Linked DNA regions of Homo sapiens: region 2 is linked to region 1. A link is a loop called in an ENCODE intact Hi-C map of the cell type or tissue named here. Cell type or tissue: gastrocnemius medialis. All regions are shown on one strand. Links, peaks and the distances in the headings refer to the core of each region. The heading gives the core; the rest is flanking DNA. Region 1 holds the start of LOC102723708 (a long non-coding RNA gene). Region 2 holds the start of LOC105371159 (a long non-coding RNA gene).

Evidence for each region. A loop is a pair of places that touch in the nucleus more often than their neighbours do. Peaks named below come from ENCODE experiments on the same cell type or tissue, not always from the same donor. Only the 100,000 strongest peaks of a DNase experiment are listed, where the experiment ranks them.
Region 2: a loop joins it to region 1, with 9 times the contacts of the local background. A loop is called at or near these places in 2 of 110 quality-filtered maps.

Annotation. Positions count from the first base shown.
Region 1 is chr16:29,220,963-29,235,751 of GRCh38, forward strand. It overlaps LOC102723708 (a long non-coding RNA gene), which reads right to left and starts at 7,561. Exons shown (of 2, transcript NR_188602.1): 1 at 7,221-7,561; 2 at 4,621-4,885. RefSeq lists enhancers at 1-549, 857-1,357 and a silencer at 8,618-8,809. In gastrocnemius medialis, for the core only: CTCF peaks have their summits at 7,320 (motif pointing right) and 7,520; no DNase peak of the experiment used is centred there.
Region 2 is chr16:29,283,192-29,297,980 of GRCh38, forward strand. LOC105371159 (a long non-coding RNA gene) reads right to left here and starts at 10,987. Exons shown (of 3, transcript XR_007065044.1): 1 at 10,491-10,987; 2 at 7,624-9,530; 3 at 1-5,041. RefSeq lists enhancers at 1,536-2,329, 2,330-3,122, 3,476-4,082, 4,083-4,688 and a silencer at 1,664-1,864. In gastrocnemius medialis, for the core only: no CTCF peak of the experiment used is centred there; DNase peaks (open chromatin) are centred at 5,740, 7,900, 8,530, 9,910 and 1 weaker place; H3K4me3 peaks cover 382 bases; H3K27ac peaks cover 2,773 bases.

The DNA.
Region 1 (14,789 bases), core at 5,253-10,252:
CAGAGGAGCTGGCTGCCGAGATGCAGGACACGCCGGAGACACTGGACCCGGGACGCTCAACACACCCTGCCCCCCACTGCAGAGACGGGCTCCAGGGAGGCACAATGGCAGGCTTTGTCTCGGGAGAAAGTTCTAGCAGCCCTGCAGGTGGGGCGGCTGGGAGGCCCTGGGGTATGAAGACGATGTAGCGGGGCCCTCTGGAAGGCAGGGCTGGTGGGCGTCTGGCCAGCAGGTCAGGACTAGCTGAGGTGTCTGTGGAGACCCCCAGGGTCCAGCTCACCTGGTGGGGGGAGCCCTGAGCGGGTGGCGCAGGTTGGGGACCCTGAAGCAGCTCTTCTTTGCCTGGGGTGGCCTAGGAAAGCCGCCTCCAAGCTAGGCCTCCCAGATCTGACCAGACCCCGCAGAACCTAGCACATGTGGGCCCAGCAGCTGCCCAGGTGTATGACTTCAGTTTCACGGTCAGCATGAGAACACACGTTCTATTAACAGCAAAATTCTCGTTGATAAAAATGCAGATGAAATTGCATGCAGGAAGGAAGACCTCCGGAATGGCTCCTAAATGCAACATCTCACAGGCCCTCTGTAATCAGAACAGTGTGAATTACGCCAATTACACTAGGACAGGGAGGCCCCTTGTGGGAACATGGCACCAGCCGGGACCCCAACAACTGCTCCCCACAGAGGGTATTTAGGTTCTTTTTTTCTTTCTTTTTTATTTTTTTGACTTGAAGAAATCTCTGTAAATTGAATCTCAGAAATGCTGGAAGAATCCCAAATGTGGTTTATAGAAACAGTTGGAAGTAGTCCAACTTAATTCCAGATTGCCTGCATTTTTTTTTTTTTTTTTTACATCTGTGAAATCAAAACCAGACAGAATGCTGTATTAAAATGCGGTGCCTAATGGTGATTTTTCCCATGGCCAATGTAACGAGTCTGAACTCTTAGTTTCCCTGTTTATCTTGGAGTGTCTGAAATCACATTGACTGCCCTCTCCTCCTCCTGCGCTGTTGTCTCTTTTTCCCCAGCAGGGTCTCAGGAAAGGGGCCTGGGAAGAAAAGCGGGTAGGCAGGGGCTTTCCTGGGATGCATCCCGGGCCCTGTCTTTCACACCAGCCTCCTGGCTCCCCTGCTCCCCAGTTCTCCTCCCATAACCCCATCTCCACTTTGGAGCTCAGGGCCTGGCCCTAAGCTGATTCACGCAGTTTCCAAGCAAACAACAAGCTTTGCCACCTCTGTGCCTCTGCCAGTGCCGTGACCCCTGCCTGGGGTGCCCTTCCTTGCTGCCCTGGACAACTCCTCCTTTCCTTCCAAGGTCCAGATCACGTCTCACCTCTCCTGTGACACCCCAACACCTCCTCTCCCCCAGAGCACCACAGGCTGCTCCCTCCCCGGACCGAGCACCCGTGTAACTGTGCATCTCACTTGGGTAGCATCTAGCACATCTTGGGGGACCATCTGCTGTCTCCTTAGTGTCTGTGTAGACCTGGGGTGTCGTACTATCATCCTGGGGGCCTGGACTGCTGCCTGGAGGGTTCTGAGGCTGTGCCTGGCCTAGTGGGGCATGGGCTGCTTAATGACATCTTACAGCATGCAGGAAGGGCGAAGTGCAGCTCCTGGATGGGCTGTTGCCATGGTCTGGCCCCCATGGTGCTCAGACTTGCCAGAGCATCTGAATCTCTGGGAGTCCTGTTCAACCTGGGTCCCCAGGCACCACTGCCAGGGATTCTGAGACAGGAGGTCTGGGATGCCCCAGAACTTGCATATCAAACAAACTCTCAGGGATGGCCAGTGCCACGGGTCTCCAGGCTGGGAACATGGATCCCAGTCCAGGCTAGCTGCCTCTGTAGCCCTCGGGAGCCCATTAGAAATGCAGACCCTCCCCCTGCCCAGATCCACTGCACGAGAATCTACATGTCTACGAGATTCCGGGGGCACCTGTCTGTGGAGTTTGAGGAGCACAGCCTTAGATGCTAGTCCCCGGTGTGGGCACCATGCACCACTCCTTCTGCATTTGTGTCACTACCTGCTTCTGCACGTAGGAGGCACCTCAAATGCCATTTAGAATGGATGCTCAGTAAGCCAAATGTGGCCTCCTTTTTCCCTTTTGGAAAGGAAGGTCCTTCTTTCTCAAACCTTGTGTCTAGAATGTTCCCCAATGAGGGGAGGATGTCTCACTAAAAACACTGAAAGGACATTGCTTATACACTGGCCTTCTGTAGAGAGCCTCTGGAGCCTCGAGGAAGTGTAGCTCCTAACGCAGTCGGCTGCACTGACTCAATTATACATCTATTGGACCTTCGCAAGTGCAGAGCTGCCACTGTCACTTCTGATCGTAACAACCCAAATGCATGTCTCCAGATAGCACCAGAAGTAAGAGCTGGAGGGATAAGGATGGTAATGCTTGGGTGTCAGCCCCACAGAGGAGAAGGGGAGCAAAGGTCTGATGGGGGGATGTGACGGTTCTTCCCAACCGGGGTCTCTGATGGGGGGATGTGATGGTTCTTCCCAGCTGGGGTCTCTCATGGTCTCTCTCTGACTGGAGTTGGGGAAGGATATTTGGACACCTGGACATGCGTGTCTGCATGCCCCTGGGATGTGCTCTCTAGAAAAGCACTAGGCACGTTCATTTATCCACCATTCCACATGCACTTATTGTGCTCCTACTGTATGCCAGGCACGAGGTTGGGTGCTGGGGAAATGCTCCTATGGGGGAATTGTTTTCTGTGCTAATTGTTGCCATAGAAAAAGGCACAGGCTGGGCACAGTGCCTCACACCTGTAATCCCAGCACTTTGGGAGGCCGAGGTGGGTGGATCGCCTGAGGTCAGGAGTTGGAGACCAGCCTGACCAACATGATGAAACTGTCTCTACTAAAAATACAAAAAATTAGCTGGGCATGGTGGCAGGCACCTGTAATCCCAAGTACTTGGGAGGCTGAGGCAGGAGAATCGCTTGAACCCAGGAGGTAGAGGTTGCAGTGAGCCGAGATTGCACCACTGCACTCCAGCCTGGGTGACAGAGTGGGACTGTGTCGGAAAAAAAAAAAAAAAGAAAAGAAAAGGAAAGAAAAGAAAAGAAAAACGCACAGAAATTTTAACCAACCAGGAGGCAACCAGACTCTGGGGAACTTTCAAGATCCTTATCACAATTTCCCACCCCACCCACCCTGTTACTTCCTCTACTTTTCTCTCTCTTGTTGTCTTGTCTTGACCCTTTGTGCTGCAAAATGGGTACCCATACATGGGGCTGGGGGCTTTAGACCAGTGGATGGGTCTCAGTCCACACAAACAGCTAATCTGGATACACGAGGCCAAAACCTTCTCATTTTTCTGGGCAACTTTTTTTCCTGGCCCAAAATGTTTTGATTGTTGTTAACTCACAGGAGTGGGGTAGACCATTAAGGCTAATTTCAGGCCCAATATTGTCATTTTTAGAGGAGAAAAGTGGAAACCCTGGGCACTTGCCTGGGTAGTGGCTGAACCAGAGGTGACACCTTGCTCAGTCCCAGCACAGCCCCACCATGCACCCGGCACCACACCAGGCACTCACCCTCTTATACAACAGGACAGGTGGCGTGTTTGTGAAACTAGTGGAGGTTTGTGTTCAGGAGGTGGAGGAGGGAGGACAGGAAGGAGAGGGAGAAGAGCATGCACTGGAGAAGTAAATCCAGGGATCACACACAGCCACGTCCTCACAATGCATGCTTGAGATCAGTGTTTGTACTAAGGGCAATGGGGAGCTATTGAAGACTCCAGGCTGGAAGCAACACAGGCAAGAGTGTGTCTTAGAAGCATCTCTGTTGCATTTGGTAGGCTGAGATAGAGGCTAAGCTGAGGCTGTTGGAGAACTCAACAGCGGAGGGTGTTGGCTTGAACTAAGGAAGTATGTTGTGTAAACGGGAGTGCTGTGACCTGTTGCAGTCTTACTTTCCCACTGACTTCTATGGAGTATCAGTTTCCTGTTGCCTCTGTAACACACTGCCACAAACTGGACTTTAGAACAATAGATGTTCATCATCGCTCTTCCCAGGAGTGTCCGGAGGGAACCAGCCCCTGCCAACACCTGGACCTTAGGACCTCTGACCTCCAGAACTGGGAGAGACTAGATGTGTGTGGTTGGAAGCCTCTAAGTCAGTGGTCATTTGTTATAGCAGTGCTAGGGGCACTAGGAAACAATTACCAGAGGCAAGAGACAAAGTCTTATTAGCTACCCTCCTCTGAAGGACAGAAAGGAAAATATGAGACCAGGAGGGTGTTGAGAGCCAAGTGGATTGAAGTGAAGGCTTGGGGCTCCTTGTGGATTTTGTTTGTGTGGGTTATTTTGTTCCCAGGAGTCTCAGGCTGTGTAGCCAAATGCAGTCTGCAGTTCTACTCTTTCCTTTCTTTGAAAGCAAACAGCCTCTTTTGGAAGAGTGAAGGGCACCCGAGGTTCCAGCTGGGGCTGGCCCAGGCCACGGAGCTCTCAGAATGCGTACAGCGCAGACAGCACCCTGCAGTTGGGTGGGTGCTGGCTTTGAGGTCTGGAGATCTAGATGCCCACAAGGTGCCCCTGGCAAGTGGGGGCTGCAAAGGCATCACCCACCCCACTGGGCTGGGGCAGAGAAATAGACATGATGCATCTGATGAGCTCGGAAAACATTTCTAATGTATTTATTTTTTGTGGTTCGGCTACAGAAGAGAATAAGAAAGGGCTGAAGGGGATGAATGAACAAGAGCAGGAGAAGGACTGCCCTGAGGGCAGGAGGAAAGGGTGTGAATCGGGATAGAAGTCAGAACCCCACCAGCTTCTTGCCTGGGAACCAATTGCTGGAGCTGCTTCCTTCCTTCGTTCATTCCTGCTTTCTTCACTCCTTCATTCCCTGAACATCAGACATGGTCATAGGCCCTGCTGAGAATTAAAACAGAACAATGAACAAGTCCCACTCTCAGAACGCAGGCAGAGGTGAAATGTTCGGTGGGCTATGGTGATGGCTTTGGAGATTTACTGGTAGCTTCTGTGGGGTTACTCTGGCTGGGGACCCCAGGGGCCTGCTATGGACAGAATTGTCTCCCTCTCAAATTTGTATATTGAAGTCCTAACACCCAGCGTGATGGTATTTGGAGGGGGGGACTTTGGAGGGTGATTGAGTTTAGATGAGGCCATGAAGCTGGGACCCCATGATGGGATTGGTGTCCTTACAAGGAGAGGAAGAGGCTGGAGCTCCTTCTCTCACCTTGTGAGGACACTGTGGGAAGCCACCTGCAAGTCAGGAAGGGCCCTCATCAGAAGCCAAGTCAGCCATACCTTGATCTTGGAATTCCAGCCTCCAGAACTATGAGAAACAAATTCCTCTTGTTGAAACCATGCAGCCTCAGCTGGTGGAAGCGTTCGGGGTGAGCATGGCTCCTGCAGGGAGATGGAGCAGGGACATTGTGTCAGGTCTAAGGCTGCTGGTAGAGCCTCAGCTTCCTTTCCTTGGCACTCACCAGGCCATGCTGGGAAAGAAGTCTGAGCCAGGTAGTTCGGAAAACACCCCCTTGGTAACTCTTTTGGGAAACGGAGACAGACATCAAGGTCTTATCCACTTTGTGCAGGAAGATGACATGCGGTAATAAGGAAAAGAAAATGGGAGGTCCTCTGTCTCATGGAATTTGGGGTCACAAGTGTCTGTACAACACCTTACTGGGTCTCAACTCCCAGCTTCTCAGGAACAAGAGACAAAGAATATAGGTCAGCAGAGCAGAGCCCGAGGGGCTGGTCCACAGTCCAAGTCACACATGATGAGGACAGTATTGAGAGTCATCACATGATGATGGCAGTGATGGTGGTAGTGATGATGGTGGTGATGGTGATGATGGTGGTGATAAAGGTGCCACCGGCGTCGCCGCCGGCGTCACTACCGGCGCCATCATCCTCATCATCATCACCATCATCACTATGACCATCATCACCATTACCTCCATCATCACCACCATCACCACATCATCATCATCACCACCACCATCATCACCACCACCATCATCACCATCATTACCATCATTGTCATCACCACCACCACCACCATCACCACCACCACCATCACCACCACCACCACCATCACCACCACCATCACTATCATTACCATCATCATCATCACCACCATCATCACCACCATCATTACCATCATTGTCATCACCACCACGGCCATCATCGTCATCCAGGTCCCGTCATTACTATCATCGTCATCACCACCGTCTTCTCCTGCTTCTTCTCCATCATTATCATTGCTGCTGTCACCACCATGATTATCATCATCATCATCATCTCCATTGTTCTCATCCTTCTTCTCCTCCATGTGCCTCTATGTCTTCCCATACCTTTAACATGGGTTCCATGACTCCTTAGCATGGCTGCCATCATCATGTGGATGTGGATGGTGGTGGTGGTGATGATGGTGGTGATGGTGGTGATGATAAGGATGATGATATTGATTATGAGAGTTGTCTTAGTCCATCTGGGTTGCTTTAACAAAATACTATAAATTGGAGGCCAAGCATGGTGGCTCACACCTGTAATCCCAGCACTTCGGAAGGCTGAGGCTGGAGGATCACTTTAGGCCAGGAGTTCGAGATTAGCCTGGGCACTACACAGGAGGATCCATATCTCTACAGAACATTTTAAAATTAGCTGGGTGTGGTGGTGTGCACCTGCAGTCTCAGTTACTCAGGAGGCTGAAGTAGGAGGATTGCTTGAGCCCAGGAGGTTGAGGCTGCAGTGAGCAATGATCTCACCACTGTGCTCCAGCCTGGGTGGCAGAGCGAGACCCTGTCTCTAAAAAAAACCAAAAAAACCCATAAATTAGGTGGCTTATAAACAACAGAAGTTCCTTTCTCATAGTTCTGGAGGCTGGGAAGTCCAAGATTAACTTATCAGTAGAGTCAGTGTCTGGTGAGGCCCATTTCCTCATAGATGGTTATCTTACTGCGCCCTCACATGGCGGAAGGGGTAAGGGGGCTTTCTAGGGCCTCTTATAAAGCACGAATCCCATTAATGAGGGCTCTGCTTCTTAACTTCATCACCTCTCGAAGGCCCCACCTCCTAATCCCATCACTTTGAGGTTAAGGATTTCAACAAATGAATGTGGAGGGACACAAACACTCAGGCCCCAGCGTGGCCCAGCACCTGCAGAATGTGGCTTGGTGCAATCACTCTTTAAGCTCCCGCCCCTGGTTACTTGGTTTATTCCCCCCTCCGCCACACAAACCTCCAAGGCTGGGCTACTGATCATCCTCTTCCTACAGACGAGAGACTGCAGGCCTGGAGATGACACAGCCTGCTCAGGCCACACGGCCTGCAGGTGGCACTGCACTGCAGCAGCCGGGGACGGGCCCCACGTCCTCAGTGCCCTGTGATGTCATTTCAGTGTCGGAGCAGGGAGGGACCTGCTTGTTTTAGAGAAGGGGGTTCACCTGGGACACCCCTGAGCTTTGTCCCAAGCCTCAACAAGCCACTCACTTCCCACTTGGGAGTAGTTTCTCTGCACGCACCAGGCAGTGGGACCAGGGAAGAAATCGCGTCCACTAAGTGGTGTCGTCTGCCTGCAAGACCTGCACAGCTCCCAGGCCTATGGCTTTGGGCACCAGGTGCTGCGCCAGCGTCTGGAAATGATTAATTCCTGGGCACACCTGCTGTGTGCCCAGCCCTGGGGCTGAGGACGGAGCCCTTTCCTGCCATCATGGAGCCTGCATTGCACGGGGTGAGATGCGTGATAGAAGGACATATCCCACATCACGTGCACTGAAGACAAAGCTGTGAAAGGATAGAGTGTGGGGAGGGGCTTCTGTCTCAGATGTGGAGGTCAGGGACGTCCTCCCCAGCGGGTGACTTTGGAGCAGGGGCCTGAGGGACGTGGGCAGCCCGGCAGACCCCTCATTACATGTGTTAAAGCCTCCTCCGGTGGGGGGCTGGGCAGAGGCTATTGCAGTTGTCCAAACTTCCTGCAATGGCAGAACATTCTAGATCCGCACTGTCCAGTAAGGTGGCCACGAGTCACACGTGACTGTCGAGCTCTGGAAATGCAGCTGGTGCAGCTAAGGAGCTGAATTTTAAATTGTATTTAATTCTTGTCACTTTAAATGTAAATGTCTACCCATGGCTAGCAGTGACAGGGCAGGCCCACCTGGCCTTGGCGAAGCAGGTGAGTGCTGGAGTGTGTACTTTGAGGCTGACGGGTTTCTTGATGGATGGGTGGCGAGCAGAATGGGTTTTTAGCTGGCCAGGCCTTGGAGTTGTGAAACCTGGACTTTGTTTTATGGTGGTTCTGTGGTCTTGGACAGAGTTCACAACCTCACCAACTCTCTGTTTATTAAAAAGAGAGCGATGGCTCTGCTGGTCACGCCGGGACGTTGCAAGGCACAAATGCAGCAGACGTGAGCCTGTGTGTGGCTCACATTGGGTCAGCATTAGCCCCGCAAGCCACCCGAGGCGAGGGCCCCTGGCAACTCCAGGGCGGCTGCTTGACAAGGCGCTGCTGCCGCCTCATGTTCTCTGTTACCTGGCTTGGGGTCTTCTGGGCTCTGCAGGCCATGTTTGAGGTGGGTTGTGACCCAGTGCTCCAGTCTGACCCTCGACCCTCCCCCAAATCCCACCAGGGTTCCCATTCCACCGTGACCTGGCAGGAGATGTCAGACCGCAGCTGAGGGCCCTGCTGGTTTCCTACGAGGAGGCTGCAGATGGGAATGAGGACCTCACGGTCAAGGGCGTGGACACCTCCCGCCTGACAGATGACACATTTGTGAGTGGGTCCCCAGAGGTCTGCCCTGGCACCTGACAACCCCGGGAGGCAGGAACAGGTTAGAGCCAACTGTGGAGCTCATCAGAGAGGTGACTTTCAGTACCAAAAGGGTGTTTTCCAAGGGAAATCCTGCCGCACAGGGCAAATGAAAGCAGGTCAGGGCTCACCAGTCACTGCAGAATCCGCCGGCCCACATGTCCCTGGTCTTCAGAGGTGGGAACAGCCAGCTGGGAAGGAATCCACCTGCCCCCATGGCCTGTGGATCTGAGGACTCCTCTCCCACCTCCTGTGCCAACCATTGTTTGGTGAAGGCGCCCTTGCTCCCAGCCCGCTCTCCTCTGACATTCTTTGGTGAACATCCCATCTCCTTTTCTCCAGAACCAGCCGGCTCAGACCACCCACATATTTTACAGTTACTGGGCTTCTATGTTCCACAGAGGGTGCTTGGCTGGGGGGACAGGGGAGGGGACAGAGCCTCAGGCCAGGTGCAGGGAGGACGGTGCTGGCCATAGGGCTGGGGCAGCCTCAGGTCACACCACCATTCCAGCACTCTCTGTGTGGCTCCAGGGACTCAGCGTCGCCACCTGGGAGTTGGGATGGGGGCTCAGGCAGAGGCGCTGGTTCGTTGTCCCACAGATCAAGCCTCTCTGAGTCCTCGGCTGTCTTGGTGGAGACTCCAAAGGTGAGGCCGGACTGCATGTCCCATGACCCTTCTCCACCGGGCAGGGCCAAGGACCCTGCAGCAAGGGCCCTTCATGCCGGGCTCACCACCCTGTTCCCTCCATGACCTCGCCAAAAGCCTCCCGCTCCCACCCCCGGCTTTGGGACGGTCAAACAGGTGAGGGCTGGGGGTCCTGCCCCGGGGGGAGGATGACAGGCGACGGGAGGAGTGCCTGGCATGGCCGAAGAGAACACGGCAGTGGGGTGTGTGTCAGCAGCAGTGGCACAGCCAAACCCCGGCAGGCTTCATGCAGAAGGCGGCATCTGGGGAGAAGTTAAAAGCTGAGCAGGAGCCAGCGGGTGAAGTGGGAAACGGAGAAAGGGCTATAGCCTGTGCCCAGCTCTCCCTGTCAGCCTGAGATGAGGGACATCTTTTGTGTCCGGGCACTGCCTGGGTTGCTTGGACAGAAGCCTCAGAGCTGGAAGGAGCTGAGAAACCACAAGCTCCAATGCTCACGCCCCATAGGGGACCGAGGAACCGCAGAAGGGACCGCACCTGCCCGGTGGCCAGCAACGGAAGGACGGCAGGGAGCGAACACACTCCAGCCCCTACGGTCTCTCCGCTCTCCCAGCTGAGCTGTCTTCCCCGGAGGCCGGGCTGCAACCCGAGAAGGCGCCGCGCCATCGGCCCTCACCCTGCTCCGCCTAAGCTGCTGCTTTTCCTCTGCAAATGCCCTGGGCTGGACGTCAAACCACAGTCAGGTAGGGGCGGCCCAGACCAGGGACCAGCAGCTGGTTCCCTCTGCCTGGTCTCACTTCTAAAGCCACTGGAAGAGGAAACACATAAAATGTGACTTTGCAGAGGAATTCCAATAAACAAGATGTGTTTCCAAGTCTTCTGAGGCTGCCGAGACTGAGTAGCTGCGTGTGAGCAGCCACAACTCCTCTGTTGTCCTCCTGCAAAGTGTCCCCGCCCTCCCACTCAGGTCGCGTTCCTCCGGCCGCCCCCGGCTGCTCCCGCCACAGGAGACTGGACGGTGGGCTCTGGCCTTGGGGACCTCCGGCCCTGCCTGCAGCAGGCCCCAGTGTGTGTGGGCGAGAGGGCCGGGCCAGCTGACTCCTGTCTTTCTTTGGGACCACGTCATCAAGCGGGCTGGAGCCAGAGGCTGGGCCCCTCTGTGTCCCGGGGATCCTCACCCCCCAGGTCCCCAGTGCTGTCCTTGTCACCACTGAACGGCAGTTTCTCCCCACCCCGTGCTTCAGTTTACCTGTCCGGACCAGGGGTGGCAACCTCTTTTCCAGAACGGGGCAGAAGGTGAATGCAGTTCACTCTAGTTCTCTGCATTGTGTCTTCTTTTTAAAGAAAATAACCCTTTACAAATGAAGGGTTGGCCGGGTGCAGTGGCTCACGCCTGTAATCCCAGCACTTTAAAAAGGTCAAGGCAGGTGGATCACCTGAGGTCAGGAGTTCGAGACCAGCCTGGCCAACATGGTGAAACCCCATCTCTACTACAAATACAAAAATTAGCCAGGCGTGGTGGTAGGCACCTGTAATCCCAGCTACTTGGGAGGCTAAGGCAGGAGAATCACTTGAACCTGGGAGGTGGAGGTTGCAGTGAGCCGAGATTGCGCCACTGCACTCCAGCCTGAGTGAGAGAGTGAGACTCTGCCTCATAAATAAATTAAAGGAAAAAAAAAATGAAAACAAAGGGTTAAAACACCACTCTCAGCGTGGAGGCTGGGCACAGACAGCTGTGGCTGCCGGCAGTCCTGCAGCCCTGGAGTGGACTGTGGGGTGAGGCTGCACCTGCCCAGGGGTCTCCGGGTGTCCCTGCAACTCCATCTTGAGCAGGCCCTTACATGCCAGTGCCTGGCGTTGCTCGTGTTGGCCTGTGGTTTACAGATAAGGAAACTGAGGCTGGGAAGGGCCAGAAGTTCCCTAAGGCGCCGGCTGCTGGCAGGGGTGGGGGAGCTCTGAACCCTATCATTTGTGTGCTCACAATGATAACCCACAGGTGGTGGGGGCCGTGGTGTCTCTTGATGGCCTGGGGCTCCCATGTGGGCCCACCCTGCTGGGTCCAGGGTGTCCTCCTGTTCCTCCTCCCTTTTTGCCTGGAGGAGACTCCTCCACTAACTCTGAGGTTCTAGTGACTTCCTGCCGTGCTCCCCCCAGGAGTAGCCATGTTTCCACAGCCACCCCACGGGCAGTGGCCAGAGTGGCTGGAATGCCAGGTTCAGCATCTGTGGTGTGAGGCATGGACACAGCACCTGCGAATCCGTGTTGGCTGTCATTCCTATTAACCAGTTATAACAAGGATCACACACCTTGTTCCCCACACCAGTCATGTGGTGGCTGCACTGTGAGGCAGACACCAACCTTGCATTTTCCACGTACAGAAGTGGCTGAACACAGCCCAGGAGCTTGCCCAAAGCTGCAGGAGGCTGCTCTGGCTCGGGCTCAGGACCGGGGGTGCTTAGAGTGAGGCTCTGGCTGTCCTGCCCGCCTGTGGGTCCTAAAGTCCTCTCATTGCCATTCCAGGTGCCCCCGTGGATAAGCTGCACCCACCTATCCCCAGGAGCACAGCCAGCACCTCTCAGGTGCGCCCCTGAGGTGTCTGTGGCACCTGTCTCTTATCCATCATCATTCTCCCAGGCAGACCCAGGGCGGGGCAGATGCTGGCTCTGGCACCGCAGGAAGCACATCTGGTCCAAGGCATCTCAGAACCTGAGGCTCCGGGGTGTAGAATGGACTTTGAGTTTCTGGAAGAGACCTTAGGAAACGTTGTGTCTGCATTTCCAGGTGGCCGGTTGGTGGTGGGGGCGCCTCACTCCTCACCCTGTGCAGCATCCTCAGCCTCTGCCTGCATCTCTTGAGTCTGCTCTGGGTCAGCACTGGGGGTGAGGAGGTGATGAGGGGCAGCGGCAGGGGCCGGGGGTCAAGAGCCCCAGAGGGGAGGCCAGGCCAGGTCCCGGCAGCCCAGGTGAGATGAGGGCCTCGTGGTGGCCTTGAGGGCTGGAGGTGAGGGAAGGGCCCTGAGCCGGGTGCCACGGCCGACGCCCTGTCCTTTGCCGTGACAGTCTCTGTGCAGTGCAGGCAGCCCCCACCGAATCCAGGTACAGTGCTCAGTGACAAGCGTAGGGAGAGTGGTCAAATCGGAGCAGGGGCAGGGGACGTGAGTCAGGCTGAAAAGAAGAAGCTCAGAGCAGGAAGGGCAGAGGGGCCGGGAAGGGCAGGTCTGAAGCTCGGAGTGGGAAGGGCAGACGGGCTGGGAAGAGCAGGTCTGAAGCTCGGAGTGGGAGGGGCAGAGGCGGTGAAGGGTGAGTCCGGAGCAGCCTCTAGTTGCCCAGGTGCTCGGAGAGTGAGGAACCCCCCAGGGAGGGAGGAGCCCCCAACCCACAGGGCTGCAGCCTTGGACACGGCCAAGACCCGGGCCTAGGAAGAATGGGGTCCTCAGGGCTCAGGTGGGTTACTCATCCGCCCGCTCTGTGCCCAGGGCCCTCCCCCACCACCGTCAGCGAGTCCGCACACAGGTGCCTGGGGTTGTCACCTGAGGGCCGCGCCTGCCTCCTCTCCTGATCCCACAGCAGCCCAGGAAGCAGGGCCCCGTGTGAGCTCCCGGAGCTGCGGCATCAAAACACTACAAATGACGGTGGGGGCGGGGACGGGGCGGGGGTGGAGGCAGGAGCTGGGGGCCAAAGCCGTGGAACTCACTCCCTCTCAGCCTGGAGACCAAAATCCAGGTGTCTCAGGGCCATGCTGCCTCGGGGGTCTCCCGGGGATCCTTCCTGCCTCTTCCAGCTCCTGGTGGCTCCAGGTGTCCTTGGCTTGTGGCCATGCCACTCCAGTCCCACCTCATCCTCACATGGCCTCTGCTCTGTGTCTCTCCCTGTGTGTGTGTGTATCTCTGTGTCTCTCGCTTTATAAAGACAATGGTCATTGGATTTAGGGCCCACCCTACTCCAGCACGACCTCATCTTGACTAATTACATCTGCAAAGAGCCCATTTCCAACCAAGCGACACTCACACAGGTCGGGGGTAGGACTCGGACACAACTCAATCCATAGCAAGTGTGGGTTTTGAAATAGAATCTTAAAGAAGTCCCTCATAAGCCCCAGAGAGCAGCTGGAGGTGCCCCATGAACCCCACAGAGTGGCCAGAGGTGTCTCATAACCCCATAGAGCAGCCGGAGCTGCCCCATAACCCCATAGAGCAGCAGGAGGTGCCCCGTAACCCCATAGAGCAGCGGGAGGCGCCCCGTAACCCCATAGAGCAGCCGTAGGTGCCCCGTAACCTCATAGAGCAGCTGGAGATGCCCCATAAGCCACATAGAGCTGCTAGGGTGCCCCAGGCCTTGTCTCTGTTTTTCTGGGCATCCTGGGAACTGGGCAGAGTGGGATCGTGACACCCGTGGACCAGGAGAGATTCTGGGAAGCCCCTGCCGTTCTGTTTCCCACTTCTTTCAGGCCACTTGGCCAGCACCGCTAGGCCCTCCTCGTCCCTCTTCGTGGAAAACCATGCAGAGGGAGGCAGGTAGAGAAGAGAAAAGATGTCTGACTTCAAGCTTCTAAAGGATTTTCTCCGACAGGAGGAAGAGATACTTTTCAAAATGGTTGTGAGCCGCCTTGGCCAGAACGCAGGAGGACCCTGTTAAGAGGAAATCAGGCACAAGGCGCCCACACAGCCAGGGTGGGAGGGCATTCCAGGATGGTCACAGCTGTCTCCGCTGTGGTCTCAAATGACTTTGCTTGGCCTTCTGGAATCTAAAGGGTCCTGGAGTGGGGTGTTCACTGGATTTGCTGCCGAGAAGTCTGCAGCTTTTCACTGTCACTCTTGAGACCTGGATCCTTCAGACGTGGAAAAGGGAGTGATTGCTCTGAAAGTTCCAGTTTGGGTGCTGGCGACCGGCCTCCAGGCATCTAGGAAGTCGGAGAGCACAGTGCTGGGGACCTTCCATAGAAACCCAAGTGTGCGCCAGCTGCAGGATTTATAATGTAAAAATCAGTGCTCGCGTTAAGGGGCAGCGCCGAGGGAGCAGAGCCTGCGTCCATCGCCATTGTGTTCCAGGCCTCCTTCTGTGAGGTGCCCCTACCAGCAGCTTGCATTCCCTGTACCCCGATATTTCACTGCAGATGTTACTGGAAGCCCTCTGCCACAGGAATCCTCAGGAGCTGATTATTTTAGGAAAGTAAATGGAGAATGAGGAAAATAATATCCGAACACATGACCTCAATTCGCAACGGAGATGTTTCCCGGCAGAACATCGGCTTCGTAGAACCACCTGATTATGTCCCGGCTTCCTCGAAGGGTTTTTTAGGAGCCTCCTGAGGCACAGCAGGGCTTCGAGGAGGCTCCTAAAGGGTACAGGAGCACTTTGCAG
Region 2 (14,789 bases), core at 5,660-10,659, 63 kb after region 1:
CCTTGGCCTCCCAAAGTGCTGGGATTACGGGCGTGAGCCACCGTGCCCAGCCGGGAGCATCTTTTCGTATGCTTATTTGCCATCTGTGTATCTTCTTTGGTGAGGCATCATTTAAGATCTTTGGCCCACTTTTTAAATTGGGTTGTTTATTTTCAAATTGTTGAGTTTTAGGAATTCTTTGTATATTTTGGATAACAAGCCTCTCTTCTCAGATATTTCCATCAAAAATATTTTCTCCCAGTCTGTGGCTTGTCTTTTCATTTTCTTGGCAGCATCTTTCACAGAGCAGAAGTTTTCATTTTAATGAAGTCTAGCTTATCAATTATTTCTTTCCTGGACCCTGCCTTTGGTGCTGGATCTAAAAAGTCATTGCCAAACCCTAGGTCATCTAGATCTTCTTTTATGTTATCTTCTAGGAGTTTTATAGTTTTTCATTTTTCATTTAGGCCTGGGATCCATTTTGAGTTATTTCTTTGTGAAGGTCCATGTCTAGATTCATTGTTTGCAAGTGCTCTTTTTAAGTGCATTGATGAGGTTTGGGAAGGTCAATAACTTGGACAAAGTACACACCCTGGTCAGCAAAGGAACCCCAGACCATGCTTCTATCCATAGGGCTGAGCTGGGGCACAGCTTTGTGGAAACTGAGTTATGTATGAGACCCCACAAAAGGCTTAGAATCACTTCCCTTTTCCCCTCTCACTTCCTTGGCTCCAGAATGAGAATAGAATGCACGTCCAGAAGCTCCTTTCAGTCTGCATCCTCTGACCCGTGTGCCCACATGCTGCAAGGGCTCTGGTGCCCTCTATGAAGTACAAGGAAACACTCATAAAATAGCTAAATGTGCAGTTTTGCCCCAACCAGAGGTGATTGCAATAGAACCTGGTACAGACCAGTAGAAGCAGGCATTGACAATTCAAAGAAGAAATAATAGACAAACATAACAGAGAAAGAAACATAATTGAGAAACAGAAAAATTATGGGAGACACATAACAGAGAAAGGGTGTGTGTGTGTGTGTGTGTTAGGGAACAGCCACTATGTTCTAACTTTGGGGAAACATCATTAAGATCTCTGAATTACTGGGTCACAGAGGAAGGGATTTCAAGACCACCTGCTGACATTTGACGATTTTGCTCAAGGAAGGTTCCTGGAAGGGTGGGGCCACTCCCATGAGACAGCACAGCTCAGCAGAGCTGAACGGCTCACCCCCCACCCCCCCCCCAGCTTACCCCCTACATTGCCGATGGCCTTCTGTGCCAGGGATAGGGGCCCTGGAGCCATCGGCTAAAGGAGGCCCAGCACAAAAGGTGCCCAAGTTTATTGAGGGTTCTGGGCTAGAAGTTTAAGGCAGTAATACTGGAGAGAACCTTCTTCGTGGTGACTCTAGCTTTGGGGACGCTAAGCATGGTAGCATTTGGCACAGACCCATGAGTTTAGACACTTGGAGATTTGAGCGTTTGGGTGAGGGTGACGATGATGGTGGTGGTGGTCCTTGTGGTCCTGATGAACTCGGCTAACATTTTAGAGGGTTTGCAGCAATGGAGAAAACACAGCCCCAGACTCATGGAACTTGCGTTCTGGCAGTGGGAGGTGTACAAACAGCATCCCTCACAGTAATCCTTCTACACAGATGTTATGCTTATTCTACACTCAAGGAACCGAAGCTCAGAGATGCGCACATCTTGCCCAACCCACACAGCAGGTGGTGGTGAGCCTGGATTTGAACTGCCTTGTCCGTGGGGTGGTAGAGATTTGAGCTGAGAAGACACAAGTGCCTCACCAAAACTCGTGGGAGTATTTTGTTCTCAGGGGTGACTGAGCAAGCCATTTCCTCTTGACCCAGCTTAGCTCAACCCTTCAAAGGACCAGAGAATGGTATGTGTGTCTCTTTCTCTTTAAGCAAACTTTCCTTAGGGGAAAAGAAAAAGCCATGCCACAAGGCAGAAGAAAGTCGCAGGAATGAGGCTGTGCGGCCAGGCCTCGCGGCCACCCACCGGCTTGTGAGTGGGAAGCAGTGGGATTTCCTCCCGGGCAAACCGACCCACCCCCCACCCCCCCGAAGCGGGCCAGAGAGGTGTCCTCCGTGGGTCAGGAAGGGTCGACGCCCCCTCCTTCCCTCAGCCGCCTCCCTGCAGCATCCGGCGCCCCCATCCCCCTGCCCGCCAGATTCTGCGGAGTCTGCGAAACAAAACCGCCATTGTTTCCAGCCGGGCTGCTCAGGAAAAACAACAGGTTTTTCCACTTTGGGGCCTTTGTAGATGTGGATGCTCCGCATGCTTCTCCTCCGCTGCAGAAGGCTGTGGTCTTCTGTTCATTTCGTCAGGAAATACTCTGGGAACTCTCCAGGGCCACGGCAGCTGGGGGCCCTTCCAGCCTCCAAACTTAGGGGTTCCCTGGGACCCCAGAATCCCTATGAGCCCCAGGATCTCCCAACCTGACAGCCACCCCCAGGCACCGCGCTCTTTCTCCTCCCAAGATGCCTCTCCTCTGCGTCTCACCCCCACCTGCACTCACACGAATGTCCCAGGGTCTCCACACACCGTGGCCCCCAAGCGGCCTCCCCAAAGTCCAGGCGCTGATCCCTCCTTCCAGGGAGAGACCCCTGACCCTGGGGTGGGGGGCTCCAGGCTCCGCCGAAGACCCTCCTGGACATCTGAGCAGCAGAGCTGATGTCTTACTCCTAGAACACAAGCCCCATCAGGACATTTACAGATTTACATATTTTTTCTGTAAATCTAAAACTGTTTTAGAATAAAAAGTCACTTTTTTTGTTTTTTTTGTTTTTTTTTTTGTTTTTTTGTTTCGAGACGGAGTCTCACTCTGTCACCCAGGCTGGAGTGCAGTGGTAAGATCTTGGCTCACTGAAACCTCCGCCTCCCGGGTTCACGTGATTTTCCTGCCTCAGCCTCCTGAGTGGCTGGGATTACAGGCGCACACCACCATGCCCTGCTAGTTTTTTTTTTTTGTATTTTAGTAGAGACAGGGTTTTACCATATTGGTCAGGCTGGTCTCACACTCCTGACCTCAAATGATCCTCCCACCTCGGCCTCCCAAAGTGCTGGGATGACAGGCGTGAGCCACCGTGCCCGGCCAAAAAGTCGCTTTAAAAAGCATTTGGCTGAATGAGGGAACGAGTGTTTCCACAATATGACACGATGTCAGGCTCAGCCTAAGGCCTTGGACTGAGCAGGTTTTGATGAGCTCTGGGCCCCTGGCCACGGTTGCATCTCCGGCCGTCAGGCCTAAGCCTCGCTCTGGGGACTGTCTAGAGTGGTAGGTGCCGGTCTGGGTGCACACACGTGTCCCTTGTGTTTGCTGCTGGGAGGACGCCGCTCTCACAAATTTTGAGAAATTGGCTGGGTTTAGGAGAGTGGAGAGGCCTTACTCTTTTACAAAACTGCTTGATTTTTGACGTTCTTCTCAGTCATGCTCAGCGGCTCCCTGTTGACTAGGATATAGAGCTAAATGCCGTCATTTCTTTTCTCCATGATCAAATCTCAAACCCATCTGTACTGGCCCCAGAGATATCAGATCCTAATCCCTGGGACCTGTGAATGCTACTTTACACGGAAAAAAAGGGTCTCTGCAGATGTGATTGAACTGAGGATCTTGAGATGGAAAGATTGTTCTGAACCATGGTGGGGCGGCGTCTGATGTCATCAGGAGGTCCCGATAAGAGGGAACAGAAAGAAGTTTAAGACACGGAGAAAAGGAGGAGGCTGCGTGGCCACGGACGCAGACACTGGTGTGATGCAGCCATGACCAAAATGCCTGCAGCCCCAGGAAGACAGAAACACGGCGGGGAGGATCAAGTGAAAATGGGGAGCCCGGGCCAGCGTCTGGGGGTCTTGGAGCCTGACGGGGGCTTCCTGGTTGACAGCTGGGATGGGGTCCAGAGAGGCTCGAGCATGCTGCGACTACCCCAGGAGGCAATCAGCGATCTCACGCATGGTGCGCGGGACACAGGTGGGCCCTTCTGGGGCCTCAGCTGCTGATGCGGGTGGGAGAGGAAGGAGCCCGCCTTTGAGGGAGGCAAAGTGTGCAGAGAGAAACACTTCGAGGTTCCTTTTCCTTGTGAGAAAAGCCCTGGGTGCCACCGCCCCTCACACGGCACCACCTGCCCCTCCCTGTGGCAGAGGCTGTCCCCATTCCATTTTGGGCTGGGGGAGGCTTGTGGTCCAAGGCTAAGGGGTAAGTACATGTGCCCCAGCCCTGGAATGCACAGTAGGTCATGCCCCCCGCTGAGGAATTGCCAGAGGCAGGGGACTTGTCTGATGTCACAGCTGGCCTCACCCAGTTCTGCTGACGGATGGGCAGCCACAGGACCCCAAGTCCTGAAGCTTTGGGAAGTATGAGCCTGTCCTCTAGAAGGGCAGGTCCTGGCCTTTGTAAAGAGCTCATTTTGGTGGATTGAGAACCTGTAGAAGTGAAATTAATGAGCTGAAAGTGACACCTGCCTTTGACACAGAAAGTCCACCAGCCGCTCCTCCCCCAGCCCTACCACAGGGCAAGTTCTTGGCCCTGTGCAGGTCTGTCTCGGGTGGGGGCTGCCTCGGTTAACTCCCCTTCCCGTGGCTGTGGGGAGAGGCAGGGAGCAGCTGTAGAAACCAAGAATTCCGTCTGGATCTTCAGGGTGAAGGCTGTTTGCTGGCTGTTCCCTGCTGGTGGCACAGAGGGCTTCTGTGGATGAGGACTCGGAGGCCCCCTCTCTGAGCCCAAGGAAGGCCTCACACCCCAGTGAACCACAGAACAGGGGCCACGGCACTGCACTGGCTGAAGCTCCGGCCTCCTCTCCCTCCCACCATCTGTGCGGGATGGCTGGCTCATCCCAAATCAACTTCCTGGAGCTTTCCGAGGCCGATCTGTGAGTGACAACCAGGTGAGCTGCAGGCTGCACCGACATTTCCACCTCACTCAGCCTTCTGGATTGTAGAGACTATGTCTGCACTCAGCATTAGCGAAGGAATTGGATTCTTGGGATTGGGGGAATCGGAGGGAAGAGGCCTTTTCCATCCCGGTGGTAGCAGAAGTGGAAATCTGTGCTGGAAATAAAACACCCTGAAATAACAGAAGAACTGGACATACTCCAGAGGGTTTTGAAGAAACCATCCCAGAGCAAGAAGGCAGGCTGGCTGCTCAAAGAGCCAAGGGGTGGGGCATTTGAACTGCAGTTCAGTGACTGGAGAGGGGCCATTTGGGGCAGTGGCTTCCAAACCAAGTGGCTGGGCTTTGGTGGATGGGGAGCAGTCCATCATAAGCTACAGTTTGCAGGTCACGGATGGCTGCAAATTTCCTCCACGGCCGGAGGAAGATGGGCCCTTCCATGGGGCTGTCTAGGGCTCCGGGGCAGCTCTGGAAAAGACAGCCATGAACTTGGCCACGGGCAGGAGCCTGCAGAGTCCCAGCAGAGACCCCACCACCTGGGGGGCAGAGGCTCCCTATTGGGGTCCCCTCCTGGGGTCCTGGATCCCCACAGACCAAGCACAGGCCGACAATTTCCCTGCCCTCACGCATCTTGGAAGGCTTGGTGCTGGGCAGGGCCAGGGATGCTTCAGTGAGTTCTAAACATTCTCAGTGGATCAAAGATTCTCATAAACAGAGGCCTAAGTGCTTACATGGAAATTCCCAGTGGTTTATCTTGGGAATTAGTTAAGTGCAATAAAACAGGCTTCTGGCAGATCTGCGTCCTGTGGTGGCGTGACCCCCACACAGCCTCCTACGGACGAGCTCTGACCCACTTGAGTGGGGCTGGGCTCCCTCTCAGTGGAGGAGCACGTTTCATTAGGGACAGCTGGGGATCGTTCGCAGAAATGCAGGCGTGGCCCCCGGGAGAAGCAGACCTGTGAAAATCCGGACTTTGAACATGGAAGTAAAAAACAAGCTCTGTATGAGAACTAGGAGTCTCCAGGGATTCGTGTCTGAGTTCCTCTCTGCGAAGGAGCTTGCTGGCACTGGTCTGTCCGACCCCGGGGTTTACAGAGACTCAGGTTCCCAGACGATACTGCGTCTCCATGGCGTCCAGCGAAATGCCTCCCCCACCCCACCCAGTGGTTGGGCCTGTGGGGTAGAAAACGAACTGGGGGATTGGGATTCACTGGTGTACTCAACAGATGCATACGAGGCCCCTGTTGCAGGCTGGGCTCTGCCAGGCCGCTGTAGTACGCCGAGGTGAGTCCTCTGTGAATCGGGAATGCCCGCTCCCAGTGTCTGCCCAGAAAGCTGCACTTGTCCTGGGCCGCTCGCGGGAAGAGGTCACCCAGCAGGGAGATGTTCTGTGCCAACGTGTGCGGGGCCCCAAGGAGACAGAGGGAGGGGCAGGCGTGTGGGCCATGGTGGGGTTGGTTGGCTGAGGGCATGGGGTGCCCATGTGGGCAAGTCCCTGGGACCTCCTGAGGAGGGTGGATTGGGACTTTGCCGAGAGGCTCAGAAGGGGTCAAGGGTGCAGTGGGCAGCTCAAGCCTCCCTTTTCCGAGGGGTTCAGAGTCGCCAGAGGACCCGTAGCCCCTTGCAGCAGCAGCAGTGGCAGATGGACAGACTTTGTGGGAAGGGCCCTGCAGACACCGCCTCTCCCATCCCAGAGGTGCCTGTGAGGCAGAGGAGGAGAGGAGGCCTGCTGAGAACAAACCCTGGGTCCCCCACCTCCGAGACTGATGCACCGGGCAGAGGCCACCTTCCTGCCTCCTTGCTGGGGCATCTTCCCCTTCCTGCTGACCTGTGTGGCCATGAGACCCCGGGCTGGGCTGACCAGAGCCCTGGAACAAGCTCACAGAAAGCGCTTCTCCACTTCCCAGGGAGCCTCCTGCCCACACCAGCCTCCCTGTGGCAGGCCCAGTGTCCACGCCACATGCACTCATGGAGCTCGGCCCCTGGGAGACTTACTCCCCACCCCCCAGGACCTGCTCCTGGCACCAAGCTGGCCACAGGGGCCACGTCCTCTGCATGTAGCAGGCCTCAGGGACGGCCCTGCCCACAAGGTCACTCTGCTCCTGGGTCCTCAGGCCCCTTTGCTTCCAGGAGGAGCTTGTCCTTCCTCCTCCCACACCAAAACCCACAGAGAGGAGCGGACGCCCCGTGGCTCCTGCCCTGCCCTAGGCTGGCCACCCCTCATGCAGCTCAACTCCCACGTATTCCTGGGGCCGGGGCAGGCCAGCCCTGATGCCCACCTTCCTCTCTCCCATGGCCCCCTTTGAGGTGAGCCAGCCCTGTCTCCAAGCCTGGGGTGCTGTAGAGATGCCTCCTCCTGTCTGCTGGCTCCAGGACTGTCCCCTGCTCTGCCCCCGCCCCAGCCTCCCCACCTATGCATGTTCACAGCCCCATGGCACCTCCCAATACCTGCTGAGCTCAGCCCTGGCCCCTCATCCCAGCCCCATCTTCCTCCCACATCGTCCTCCCCAGCACCACCGCCTGACCCCTGCATGGCCAGAGGAAACACACCTTTGTCCGGCCTCCCAGCCCAGCCACAACTCAAGCTCAGCACAGGTCGCCGCTCCCCCGAGCCCCTCCCAGTCTGGTCCTGCTCGTCCCATACCTGCTGGGCTTTGGCGCAACCCTAGGCTGCCTGGCCACACGGCCCCCCGCCTTGCACCCTCACACCAGGCACAGGCAGTACTTCTCAGATGCTCACTGGGCTGCTTTCCAGTGGGTCTGGGGGCTCCTGAGGGTGACTGTGGCCTCTCCCCCACGTCCTTCCTGTCCTCATCCAGGGAGCGGGCACACAGGACTGACTGCGGTTCTGTGCTCAGCAAGGGAGACGCCCATTTTCTTCGAGGATTTCCTCTGGCGCTGACCTACTAGATGCGTGAGGTCAAGGGACGGGGGCAGGGCAGAGGAGTTCAGGTTTCAGCAGCTGCCACTCCACCCTCGTCCTGTCAGGGACACCTCGGGCCAAGGCGCTGTCTGGATTTTAGCCAGCAATGGGGAGTCCCGCTCTGCCCTGGCCACCGCCCACTGTCTCGTGTGAGTGAGTCACCGGCTGCTTCAGCTCCCTCCTCCTCCAGGGGTGACTTCACCCAGTCGGCTCTCACTGACCAAGAAAGGGATCCAAGAAATCAGGGGTGTGGAGGCAGGAGGCCAGGGGCCTTCCTGGGACCCCTCAGGAGGTTCCCCTAGCACCACTCGCAGGCAGAACAGCCCAGCCTCACCCCGAGGGCTGCGGGAGGTGCTGCTAGAAAATCACTTGGGGCTTCCTTTTGGCCTCCCAGTGAGTCATGAGGGCTGCGGCACAGAGGGGCAGGGGGACATCCAGGAGGGCTGGGTGCTCCTGCTGCTGTCCTGGGAGGGGGCACGTCAGTGTCCAGCGGGGCCGGGTGCATCCAGTAAAGGAGTGCGTGCAGCGTGTGGCATCTGAGCAAAGCTGGAGTCACACCGTGTGGCTGGGGACCGCAAACTCCTCACTCAGCTCCCCCCAGCCTCAATGTTCCCGTCTGTGAAGTGGGGCACAGGAAACCCGCCCATCCTGGGTCACAGGGTGCTGGAGGAGCAGACGGGAGTGGGTTGTGCCCTGCGAAACTCTGCACCTCGGGAGGTGGCACGTCTCTCCCGCAGCCTCACTGGGGTGTGTGTGGCCCAACCTGGGGATCCCCGCCGGCTTCTCCACTCCCTTGGCTGCTTCCAGGCTCAGCAGAGGTGGTTTCTGTCCTTCGGTTTGGATGAAGGTGGTTGGCTCAGCGGAGACCATCTTTCTCTGGTAAATGGGAACAGAGGCCCAGAGGGGATGGGATTGGCCCAAAGTCGCACATGACGGGCCCTGACTGCCCGGCCAGCTCCCCACCCCCAACAAGCTTGAGCTGCCACCCCTAAGTGCCAGGCTTCCTGGAGGGCCCCTGCCCAGGCAGCAGGCCTGAGCTCCATGGGGATGGTGGCCTGTGCCCTCCGACAGACACGGGGTTGGCCACTACTGAGGGTCAGCAGCGTGTGAGGCTGGCTGGTCACTGTGAGGCTCAGGAGGGCAGGGGGCCCAGGCCTCCATGGAATACAGGGCCACTGGGAGGCCGGGTTCACGCTGCAGGGACAGCAGTACTGGAGCTATGGGGGGACTTGGGGCCACTGGGAGGCCAGGTCCACGCTGACCACAGGGATGGCACTGCTGGAGCTACAGGGAGGTTGCTGGGGCCGCTCTGGCTGAGCTCCCAGGTGCCAGGCCCCAGGCTCCAGGAGACAGCACGGCCTGTTGTGCACACGAAGGAACCAGGAGCAGGGAAGGTCACTCGTGTCCTCGGGGTCTCACGGTTGCTGGGGTATGTTCAAGTCAAAATAAAAATGTAGAGGCGAATTTCCAAGTTTAACGTTTTATTTGGGAAGAAAGGATTGCATCTTGGGGCATATGTGCCGACCAGGTAAATGGTGGAGGTTGGAGAAGCAGTAGAAGGTTGGTGGTTTTACAAGAAAGGAGAAGGTTACCTATTGCTCTTTGAGAAAGTTCACTGGCGCTGGGAAAGTTCTGAGGACCTGGGACGTGCTGGTCAGTGTGACAGCTGTGAGCAGAATTCCTTCTGGAGTTGGAGCAAGTGACCTCAGCAGCTGTGGATAAAACTGGTCCCAGGTGACAAAAGGCAGTTTCAGCAGCTGGACTTGCAGAGAATTCCATTCTTGGAGCAGTGTTGTGCCCTGAGTACTTTTCCCCTGCCTTCCGAAGGCAGTTTTAGTTGGTGTGACAAGAATGACACACTTTGTATGATCAGTGTTTATAGGTGTGAGCTTGGTGGTGGGGGCATCCTCTGCAAACTCATCCCAGCCATAACCAGGGGGTCCTGGAGCAGCAGCCCCCGCCAAGGCCTCGGGAACTGGATTCCAGGCGCTCCGGGTGCCCGGCAAGAGGACCTGGGTGTCCGTGGGTCAGGACTCTGGAGCTCACTCTATCTGCCTTCTCCCTGCGGCTCACACTGGCCGGTGGCACCCTCCATTGGCGCCCTCACTCTCTGCATGTGGTCTGTCCGTGTCACTCATCTGCCCCTGTCACTTTGGCTTATTTATACCTTGCTGCCGAGGGCTTGCTCCTGACCGTGGCTGCCATGGAGCCCCACCTCCACCCGTCACCACATCGATTCTTTCCCTGTGGCCCCGTTTAAGTGCCCCAGGGAGGAATCTGGCCCAGTGCCTTCTTGCCCAGCCTCATTTCAGTGCCAGTCGCGAAAGCCCAGGGATTGTCTGCCCGGGAGCCCGGCGCACACCCCTGGACACAGAAGTGCTGTCCGTTCAGACGTGGTAAGGAGGGGTCCGGGGGCCAGCTCTGCTCATCTCCTCATGCCCAGGGCTGGCCCACCATGGGCACAGAGCAGCGCATGGTCAGTGAGGCTGGAAATAAAGAGCCTACTTTTCCCGGCTGAGCTGAGTCCCTTTTGGTTCCAAATGGATTCTGTGTTCCTCCCTCTGGGGCAGGCTGGCCTGGCAGGAGGTCACCACACAGGGCCCCCAGGTGTGGAGTGGGTCCCTGGGGGATAAGGGCTGAGTGGAAATGGAGGGGAGGGTGCACCTGTTGGGGGATTGACTTACCCAAGTCCAGGAGGAGGCTGTGCTGGAGGCACGGGGTCAGCAGGGACACCGTGGCTGTTTGCAGGTCGGGCTGTTTGGGATAATGCAGCGATGAGTGTCCGGTATGTTTCACTTCACTCACATAGATTCCTTGGGGTGGCACTGCCAGGTCCTGAGTAAGCCGACCTTTCACCTTTTAACAGCACCAGCTGGCTTTCCAAAGCGGCTGAGCCATTTCCCATGCCCCCCGGCAGCAAGGGAACCGATTTCTCCACATTCTTACCGGCTCCTGCCATCCTCTGGGTTTTGATCAGGGTTATTCCAGCAGGTGTGCAGTGGGCTTCGATGCGCTTTTCCCCTCTTCATGGAGGTTGAGCTCCTTTGGATGTGTTTATTTGCCATTGACATGTCGTCTTTGGTGAAATGTCTATTCAAGTCTTTTCCCTATATTTTAAACATAAACTTTTTACTTTGGAAGAATTTTCTATTTCTAGGACAGTTGTGGCATGAGCCCTGCGTTCCCATGCCCCGTTGTCAGTCTCCCCCTCGCTGGTGTCTTAAGTCTCCATGGTGCATTTGGCTACCCTGAGAAGATGACGTTGGTCTGTACGTCAACAACATTGACTGACTACAAACAAATGTCAGACTTGGTTCTGATTTCAGTCATTTTTTCACCAACATCTCTGTTCTGTCCCAGGACCCCGTGTGACACTCCATCCCCAGGGCCTCCTCTCAACTGAGACCATTTCTCAGAATTTCCCTATTTTTGAGGACCTTGACAGTTTTGAAGAGGACCGGCTGAGTATTTTGTGGACTGTCCCTCAATTTGAGTTCTCCTGGCGTTTTTCTCCTGGGTAGAGCGAGATCCTGGGTTTTCAGGAAGAACATGCAGGGGTCAAGTGCTTGGTGCCTCACATCCCCGCAGGGGTTGGCACCGCCAGCAGGACGTGTGGCTGTCGACACTGACCTGGGCCGCTGGGCTGAGGTCACGCTTGTCACACTGCTCTACTCTGTTCTTTGGAAGCAAGTCACTAAGCCCGGGCCACCATAACATTTTTATTGAGGTAAGCCTGGGAGGGTGCCCCAGACACTCGCTTGAAGTACATCAAATGTTTTCTGTGTGGAAAATGCCCAGCCCGGCCCCCATGAGCTGTGGGATACCAGGCAGGTCACCTCCCCTCTGTGAGCCTCCCCTGAAGAGGGAGGGGATCCTTGGACATATAGAGCCCTGGGCCTGGGCAGTGACATCACATTTAGGCCCTTGGAAGGGCATGGAAGGTCACGGGCTGCCGGGAGGAGAGATGGTATTTCAGTTGACCTAGGAGGGCCTGGGCCATGCAGGGGCTGGGTGAGGGCTGGGTGTGCTGGGTCCCTCTGCTCAGCCCTCCCCTTTCTCACAGCCCAGTCTTTCCATGAGGAGCAGGTGAAGGCGGGGCAGGCAGGGCAGGCAGGAGCTGGGCTCCACACCAGTGGAACTGGGTTTGAGTCTTTCCACTTTCCACGGCCGGCTGGGGCAAGCTGCATAATTTCTCTGCGCCTTAGCTTCTTTCCCTGCAAAATAGGGATAAAAACTGCACCCAGGCGGCCTGGCCTGTGACAGGTGGGTGCACCCGGGCAGCCGGGCCTATGACAGGTGGGTGCACCCGGACGGCCGGGCCTACAGCAGGTGGGTGCACCCTGGTGGCCGGGCCTACAGCAGGTGGGTGCACCCTGGCGGCCGGGCCTGTGGCAGGTGGGTAGAACTGGTGTTTCCCACAGGAGATGAATATCACCCTGCAGCACATTCTTTTTCTTTTTCTTTTCTTTTTCCCAATCCTCATCTTTATTTTTATCTTTTGTCAACATCTTACTATGTGACTTTCCAAACACACGGACCTCTTAAGACCCCTGCACACACTGTGGGCCCCGCCTCCACCTGGGCTGCCCTGCTTCCTCCCACCATGTCTGTGTGGCATCCTCCCGCCCATCCTTACCGGGACGCTTGTTTAAATCACGTCTTTTGCACCTGCTGGTTGGTATTCTGCTCTCGGGAACTGCTGACCAATCCCCCCAGCACACAGTTGCTGGTTTTTCTGTCACCAGGATGGCCTTGTGAGTTGCTACTCTATTCCATGAGTTACAACCTCAGTGGCTTCTGATGGCTCCTGAGGTGGTCAGGAGTGTCCCCACCTTTTCTGAGTGTGTCTGACTTCCCGGCATAGATGCTCCAGGTGCACCCAGTCATTCTCCTGCCCACGCCCTGGACTCAGCCACTTCTCCATGGAGCCCCGGCTCCTTTAGAGCAGAGTGTTTTCTAGAAACCACCATCCAGGATCTAGGTTCGCGTCCTGCATTTCTAGGTGGTTGTGACATCAGCACTGCCTCCTGTAGACAGGGCAAGCCATCATCAGCTGGAGACTGGCATTCGTTAGTAGCTTTTTTTCTTCTTGGAGGTAAATTGCGCCTGCAGTGAAATGCCAAATCTTCATGGACCGGAATTCTGGCATGCATCCTCCTGGATGACCCCAAGCCCATGTGGGTAGAGAGAGGGTCTGGCCAGGGCCCTGCTCCCCACCCTGGGCCCAGGGGACTCCAGTTCCCTGACCTTCAGCCTCCCAGCCCTGCCACCCATCCTTCCCAAGGACGTTGAGGGTGAAGGGGAGGAGATCTGGTTGGCTGCTCACAAACCAGCTGGGCCTTTCAGCACCGTGAGCTGATGGCTGTGTGTGTCCATGTGGCCGGCCAGCTCGCCACGGTCCTGGACGCTCGCACCTGCTGCCTGGAGGGTATGGAAAATGGGGACAGTCAGAAGCTCAGGACAAGGCCGGACTCCACGTGGCTGCTCAGGGCCTGCTTATCATGCAGACTCCCTGGGCATTTGTGTGCATGCTTCTGTGCCTGAGCTTCCTGGACAGTGACGTTCCATCCGTCTGCAGCATACAAAACCAAAGGCTTTTACCATACTCGATGCTTCGCAGACTGTGCCCAGATTCCAAGTATCCAAAGCAATCATGCTCACTCCACGGGAAGATTCTCCAGGCTGCTTTCCTCTGCCTCTTGTTTTTCTCTTGGCTTTTGCCTTCTTCTCATTCCTCCTCTCCAGGAAGGAAAAGTCCGTCGCTGAACACTTCTGTGTGGTGTTCAAGGCTTTCTGTGGAGGGCTAACCGCCGAGAACTTCTGGGCTTTGAGATCAGTGCCGTTGGCTTGAGCCTCCACCCATTTATTCTATCATTTATTCATTCATTCATTCTTGTTTCCAGTTCAGGAACAGACAGTTCAGGTGTGGGTCCCCCGTCTCGGGGCTGGCATCCAGGCTGAGGATTCATGGCCGGTCCACATCCCAGCTCTGGAATCAGACAGGCCTGGGTTGGGATTCAGCTCAGTTGTTCACTGTGTGACTTGGAGTGAGTCACATTCCCTCTCTGAGCCTCAGGGGTCCTCCTCTATAAGAGGGGGATGGTAACAGAACCTGCCTTATAGGGTTGTTGAAAGGATTCAGTGAGATTCTGCACAGAATGTTCGAGCCCAGGCCTGGCTTCCGGGAGAGCATGGTGACGTTAGTCACCGTCATCATCTTTGTTGGTAATAACAGACCCTGCGGAAAAGCTATTGTGCAGAATTTGGACAAAGTACGTGGGAATGTGGCAACATGTGCAGCTGCTCTTCCCCAGGGAGGGGGTTAGGGCCGGGGCCGGGGCCAGAGGCAGCTTCGCAGACTATGAGGGTGATTTGTGAGAAGGTGGCCTAGGCTAGAACAGCCCAGACAGAGGCATGAAGTGTGGGGAGCCGTGTGAGTTCACAGTGGGCGGACTGGCTTCCAGGGCTGGGCTGCAAAGGTCTCAAAGGCCTCAGTAGGACGGCATGTGTGGCACGTGGAAAGGAAGCCGCCTGATGACGCTGCTTGCTCCCAACAGGGTCTGAGACTAGAGCATCCAGGGGGCCAGGCCCCAACAGCAGGAATCCCCACGGAGCTCAGAGCAGAGCTGCATGCAGGAATCAACAAAGGGTCAGAGCGAAGGTGAGGCAGGGGAGCTGAGTCACCACAGCAGGCAGGTCCAATGGAGACTAAGTAGGAACTGACCATCAAGAACTCAACAGACTTGGGAACAGACAGGGCTGGGGCACAGTGTCAGATTCTAGACATGGCAGGGCTCTCAGGGTGGGTGGATGGATGGTGGGTGGGTGGGTAGATGGATGAATTGTGGATAAATGGGTGGGTGGATGGATATATGAATGAGTGAGTGGATGGACAGATGGATGGATGGGCGTATGGCTAGATGAGTGGGTGGATGGATGAATTGTGGATAAATGGGTAGGTGCATGGATAGATGAGTGGTTGG